Linked DNA regions of Mus musculus: region 2 is linked to region 1. Evidence: chromatin contacts called from ENCODE Hi-C or POLR2A ChIA-PET data. All regions are on one chromosome and are shown on one strand. The core of a region is the stretch at or near the end of the contact, and the rest is flanking DNA. Distances in the headings are between cores, read along the strand shown. Region 1 holds the start of 1700030J22Rik (RIKEN cDNA 1700030J22 gene). Region 2 has its middle 11 kb from the start of Mir7078.

Region 1 (3,457 bases), core at 634-3,133:
ACCACGTAGTTGCTGGGAATCAAACCTTGGGTTCTCTGCAAAACAAGTGCTCTTAACCACTGAGCCATCTCTCCAGCCGCTCTAATGTGTTTTGAGACAGAGCTGGCCTTAAACTTGGAGCAATCCTTCTGGCTCTGCTTCTTTTTTTGTTTTTTTATTTTGTTTTGTTTTGTTTTTTGAGACAGGGTTTCTCTGTGTAGCCCTGGTTGTCCTGGAACTCACTTTGTAGACCAGGCTGGCCTCGAACTCAGAAATCTGCCTGCCTCTGCCTCCCAAGTGCTGGGATTAAAGGCATGCGCCACAATGCCCGGCTCTGCCTCTGTTTCTTAAGTGCTGGGATTAAGCCAAGTACTTAAATGGCTCGCTTGTGATTTCTCACAAATTATATACCAATTTACTGTTCTGTTAGAATGCAGGAGGTCTGTATTGCTACCTTTCTTTCCTTATTTAAAAATTTTTTTTATATGTATGGATGTTTTGCCAGCATGTCTGTGTACCGCAGGCTGCGAGCCCTGCATGCTAGGAGACCAGAGAAGAGCATTGGATCCTCTGAACTCGAGTTAGTCATGAGCTACCATGTAGGTTCTGGGTATTGAACCTGGGCCCTCTGCAAGAGCAGCCAGTGCTCTTAAACTCCTTAGCTATCTTTCCAGCCCATATTTTTCCATTTTCTTAAACTCGTGTTTTTACACACATGGTGTGCACATCAGGTACCCCTGCTCTCTTCCTCACCTGCCTTAGTCCCTTGAGACAGTTTCTCAGTGAGCCTGAAGCTTACCATTTTCAGGTTAGGCTTCCTGGCTTACAAGCCCATGCATTTCTTCTCGAATGGGCTTGAGAAAGAAGATGGCTCCGTCATACAGTGCTTGCCACACAGGTAGAGAAAACAGAGTTAAGGGCCCCAGTACCCACACAAAAAGCCAATTGCTATAATGAATGAAAGCCTTTAATTCCAGCGCCAGGAAGCAGAGACAGGAGGATTCCTAGAGCTTGCCAGCTAGCCAGGCTAGCCAAATCAGTGAACTCTGGGTTCAGCGAGAGAACATGTCTCAAAAAAAAAAAAATAAATAAATAAATAAATAAAAATAAGGTGACTGAGGGCTGGAGAAATGGCTCAGCAGTTAAGAGCACTTGCTACTCTTGCCAAAGACCCACGTTCGTTCCTGGCACCCACATAGCAACTTACAACAGCCAATAATTCCACTTGCAGGGTAGGGCGTGTGCCATTTCTATGTCAACCATTTCCAACTCGTGCCCTTTTTCATTTTTGCCTAGGTTCTAGATTTCTGTTTTGGACGGGGTTTCATTCCGCCCCTTTTTTTCCGGCTCTCTGAATTCACTAAGGGCTGGGTCCTGAAAGGATGGCCTTCTGAGGGCTCCCAAGGCTCACGGCAGACGGAATCTCGCGCCCACGCCTTCCCACCTGGTTTCTCCCTTTTACTAATAGTCCCTGCACACTCCTTCATGCCGCATAAGTTCCTTCCCTCCCTCCAAGAGGCTCCCTACACGCTACAAGCTGAGAGTTTACCCTTCCTTCAGAAGATCAAGAGGGCTGCATCAAGCTCCTTCCATTGAAACCTCAACCACGCCCCCACAGACCACGCCTATCAAACGGCTCCTCCCTGAGGCCCAAGCGGCTCCCTAGGCCCCGCCCAGTCCAGGCTACCCCAGAACCGTACCCCATCTTCGTCTCGCTTACCCACCCTGAAGATTGCTTCCTTCCGCGGCTCTGCCGCCCGTGAAGTGTCTAGGGAGTGTTCCCCGGGGTGAGGACGTGGCCACAGCCACTCAGACGCTCCTACGGGGCCGCGAGGTAAGGAAGGTCCGGAGCGGCAAGTCGCGGCCCCCAAGAGCCGGGCTGTTGCCCTAGGTTACGGCCGCGTCGGAGGCGGGCCTAGGTGCAGGCATGCCGGAAGTGACGTAACCCCGCAACAAACCAGCTCAAGGGCGGAGTCCCCTCTGAGGGCGGGGCTAAGGAGCATTCCCGTCGCTCTGTGCGTGGTTGCTAGGTGCCGCGTTGCCAGACGCTTCGAGAGCTTCGCAGGCACTGGCGACGTTGGGCGGCCAAGTTGCGCTGCAACAGCCTTTTGCCTTCTAGAAGGAATGCCTCAGAGGCCACACAAACAGTGTCTGGAGATTTGGCCACTTCTTCCTTTGGGCAGAATCGTCCCTTCCTTCTTGGGATCCCGTGTTGAAAGCGAGAGCAGAACTTCGCGGGACGACTCATTCCTAGTTGCATAATTTTGAGACCGAGTCTTCCTTGTTTTGTAGCCTGGTGCGGTCTCGAACTCATGGCAACCCTCCTTCCTCGATGTCCTAAATCAACATTGAAGGGATCGAGGGCGTGGGCTTCCACACCTGCTGACAGGAAGGATTTCTGGTTTTGTTCTTTTTGGTGCTGCCCACTTTAGTGGGGCAGAAGCAGCAGTTTCTCGCGAGGGGGCCGCCCACTTCTCCACTATGCTGCCCTTGGTGCCCAACTCATGTCTAGTTCCAAGGTCCCTTTGCTTTCTGGTTTAAAAAGTATTAAGAAAACAAGTCTCCAAAAGCAGGCTGAGTCAAAGGCTTTTGGAAAAAATGGCTAAGAATTACTACTTTTTACACTTATAGCATTATATAATATATATACAGTATAGCATATATACAATCGATAGCATAGATTTATAGCATTAACGGCCTCTAAAGATGTGATGTATATGACACATGAAGTTGGAACAAAGTCCTCTTCTAGACTGTGAATATTTGTTATTTCCCCCATATATATGAGGGAAATACTTTAACAAGCATATATGATAGATATTGTAATTATATTGCTATACCAGCGTATCTAATGGGCTATGACACATATTTCTAAAATTTTCTATGTATTTTTGGATTTATGCGTATGAGTGTTCTGCCTGTGTATATGTATGTACACCATGTTCATACTGGACAGTCATAAAGACACACTCTTTCATTGTTTTCTAGGTTCGCCTGCTAGACAGCGAGTCTGTCACCAAGATGTGTCTCCGTTCCTCGGTGTTTTGAGGTAGGCTTTCACTATGACGTCTAGTCTGGCCTCCAACAGCTTCCTTCTGTCTCTGAATGCTGGAATTACAAGCACATGCCACCAGACCTGGCCACTCAACCATGATCTTTACAACCGAAGGTAGACAAGTCTTTTCAACAGCCACAGAAAAGCTCAGAAGTGGGGGTGGGGAAGGGGGCAGGTCAAATTTTCCAGTCTGCTGCAGCAGAGTCTGCAGTTCCATACCACTGGTCTTTTTCATACCAGATACTGTGTGGGGCGCCCTCTAGTGGTTCTACTAAAACCCAACATAGTCAGCCTCCAAAGTGTTGCTTTGTTTTGTGGAGTTTTACGATTTAATACCTTGTGAACAATTTTTTTTTTTAACTTTAATTATTTTTTAAGTGTATTGGCATTCTGGATGAATGTGTGTCGGTGCACTACTTCCAT
Region 2 (3,302 bases), core at 211-2,710, 490 kb after region 1:
GGACCATAGGTATATGTGGCTGATGTGTGTATGAACTGAGTCTCAGGGCTGTGTGAGAATGTATGGGGGGGGTTGTCTCCATGTGTAGCTCAGGGTGCTGTAGGAGACCCTGGATCCCATTCCCACCCAGCACGACACACACAAAGTTGATTTTTATTACACTTTATGTTCATTTATTGGGGGGGAGGGGGGAGTGCGGGGCGGCAGGGTCGAGGAAGAGCTTGTGAAAGGGAGCGTTCTCTTTCTCTACCACATGGCACCTGGGGATTGTTAGGCCTGGGGCCCGAGAGGTGGCTCAGCGGTTAAGAGCACTGACTGCTCTTCCAGAGGTCCTGAGTTCAATTCCCAGCAACCACATGGTGGCTCACAACCATCTGTAATGGGATCTGATACCCTCTCCTGGTGTGTCTGAAGACAGCTACAGTATACTCACATATATAGAATAAATAAATCTAGAAAGAAAGAAAGAAAGAAAGAAAGAAAGAAAGAAAGAAAGAAAGAAAGATAGAAGAGAAAAAAAAGTCAGCCGGGCATGATGGCACACGCCTTTAGTCCCAGCACTTTGGAGGCAGAGGCAGGTGGATATCTGAGTTCGAGGCCAGCCTGGTCTACAAAGTGAGTTCCAGGGCAGCCAGGGACACAGAAAAACCCTGTCTCGAAAAAATAAATAAGTAAATAAAAGTCAGACTGCCAGACCTGGGGTCAAATGTCCGTACTCACTGAACCATCTCACCAGTGTGTGTGTGTGTGTGTGTGTGTGTGTGTGTGTGTGTGTGTGTAGAAAGAGAGAGAGAGAGAGAGAGAGAGCATATACATCTATTGTACACAGGCACCTCAAGGACTCAGGAACGTATAAAACACAAGCCATCTGTGACCTCAAGCCCCACCCAGTCTAAGTGAGGAGGCAGCCATGAGGAGAGTGGATAAAAGGCACAGGACCTCTGAGAGGAGCCTGGGTTCAGAGGCTGCCTAAGTCCAGACGGGAAGACTCTGGGAATGACTCCCCAGAGTGGAGATGAACCAGTCTTCCAGGCAGAGGGAGAGCATGTCGGGACACCCTTAGGCAGGGCCAGGCTTTTGGGAAGGGCTGGAGAGACCGGAGGGAAGACCTCTAGATCTGCACAGCAGAGGAAGGGCTAACTAAGGCCTCTTGGATCTTTATCCCAGAACAATGAACTGGGGTCGGGTATAGAGTGGGGTGTGCGCTAAATGATAAGCTGGGAAATGGTTGCCTTCCCGGCACCTTCTTCCCCATTCTCATTAAGTGCACATGCGCTGTGGGAGGGGGCTGATGATAAATGGAGCAGGAAGCAGGGTCTGTTAAGCAAGCAACCAGCTGAGGGCACTTTGAGGACAAAATGGGGGCTGCCAAAGGAGGACAGGTAGCAAGGTCCACCGGGATGCATGCACCTGTCGAGGGCCGCTGGCATCCCCGCATCCCCTAATGGGTCAGATCAGAGGGCAAGGCCGGCGGCTTCAGCACTCCGGGGTCCCAGCTGCTGCAGATCAGGGCTGAGGCTGGGCTGAGCTGGCCACTGGGGGCGGGAGGCCTCATTCCCAACCTGGGCCCCTGACGTCAATGTTACCATGGAGACCCAGTTTCCCTTACAGGAGGCAGCTGCTGCAGAGCTCCCCCCTTCAACACGCTCGCGCGCGCGCACACACACACACACACACACACACACACACACACACACACACACACACACACACCAGGCTGGGAAGGAGGGCAGTAGCAGTCAGAGTAGGCTGAGGCTCACAGGCTGCAGCTCAGCCCGGAGCACAGTCCTTCCTGCAGGGAGGAGGAGTCAGGGTGCCAGGACCAGGAGGGCTCCCTGCCTGCCCGCCCCTGGGTCTCAGATGTGGCTGCGTTCTTGCATTGGCTTCGAAGGTAGAAGGACGGGAAACTCTGTGAGATGGAACCTGGATCCCCCGCTTTGGGGTCTAGAAACTGTAATCTTAGAATCTACAGTGCGGAACTGTAGTATCCTTGCAGGAGCTGGGCGTTCTGCAGATCTCCTCCTTCAGAAGGGTCCAGCCGAGGGCAAAGAGCACCAATTCTGTGCTAGGTCTATAGCTCAGTTGGTGGAAGGCTTGTCTATCTTTCACAAAGTCCTGGGTTCATTCCCAAGTGCCAGATAGAACTGGGTAAGGCGATAAATACTGTAACCCCGGCACTTGGAGGATGGAGGCAAAAGTGACCAGGAGTTCAAGGTCATTCCCCATTACTTAGTGAGTTAGAGGCTAACCTGGGCTACAGAGATCTTGTCTCAAAGAGAGAAGGAAAGGAAGGAGGAGGGGGCAGTAGAAGAGGTTTCTGCCTGCCCTCCTCCCTCACTAGATCTGGGCAAGGCTCCTCCACTGGGTGAAGTGGAGTGCTGGGGTGTTGCCCTGCCCCACATTTGAGGGCTCCACAAATATTTCTGTGGGCCATGCTTGTATCAGAAAACAGCAGCCAGCAGATGGAAAGGGTGGAGGAGGGACAGTGCTAGGGCTCGGCTGCCCCCTGCTGGTTGCTCCTTGAAGGGGAATGAGGAGAGCCCTAAAGTTTCCAGGTTGTAGACACTGAGCGAGAGCTGAGCTACCCCCCACCCCCCAGGCGGTAGTTCTGTCATGTCCTTCTTTCTGGTCTCCTTCTGTTGTTTCCAGACATGGTTTCTCTGTGTAGCCCTGGCTGTCCTGGAACTCACTCTGCAGACCAGGCTGGCCTTGAACTCACAAAGCTCTTCCTGTCTCTGCCTCCCGAGTGCTGTGATCAAAGGCATGCACTGCCACCGCCCAGCCTTCTTTCTAGTTTCTTAACGACTGCTGAAGAAGGCTTCTATCTCAGATGTGTTCCTCTGAACTACCCCTCTCTGGTTCTTCCCCAGCCCGGGTGTGAGGGTGGATAAAGTACTCTCTCTCATTCCCGTTGCTGTCACCCTTGACCCTGGTTGGTTACTGTGGCTTTTTTTTTTTTTTTTTGGGGTTGCTGTTCCAGTGGTGGCCCAGGTGTGAGCTTTGACAATCACTGTGGAACAGGGACAAGGTAAGAGTTGGGTCCCCGACCCAAATCCTCTACTGTGAGCATTCTTCAGACTCCTGCAGTGTCTCAAGGATCGATCGCCCCTTTTTGATTTTTTTGTTTTTGTTTTTGTTTGTTTGTTCGTTTTCGAGACAGGGTTTCTCTGTATAGCCTTGGCTGTCCTGGAACTCACTCTGTAGACCAGGCTGGCCTCAAACTCAGAAATCCTCCTGCCTCTGCCTCCCAAGTGCTGGGATTAAAGGGATCTGCTTCTGCCCTGAAATCGGTGTGACCCCCA

Evidence for each region. A loop is a pair of places that touch in the nucleus more often than their neighbours do. ChIA-PET counts read pairs that join two places held with the same protein, here RNA polymerase II (POLR2A).
Region 2: a loop to region 1 is called in a map of left cerebral cortex, with 2.6 times the contacts of the local background. The contact joins the enhancer-like site here to the promoter of 1700030J22Rik in region 1. A Hi-C loop is called at or near these places in 4 of 37 maps with a recorded cell type or tissue (CH12.LX and left cerebral cortex). POLR2A ChIA-PET finds 5 or more read pairs at or near these places in 1 of 5 experiments (embryonic stem cell).

Annotation. Positions count from the first base shown.
Region 1 is chr8:116,977,076-116,980,532 of GRCm38, forward strand. 1700030J22Rik (RIKEN cDNA 1700030J22 gene) reads right to left here and starts at 1,884. Exons shown (of 3, transcript NM_027103.3): 1 at 1,704-1,884.
Region 2 is chr8:117,468,896-117,472,197 of GRCm38, forward strand. No RefSeq gene overlaps it. Among named protein-coding and RNA genes, the nearest start is that of Mir7078, 11 kb to the left of the region's middle. Within about 2 kb of position 1,461, at least 1 of the 3 ENCODE cell types and tissues checked has a DNase peak (open chromatin) inside an H3K27ac peak, as active enhancers do.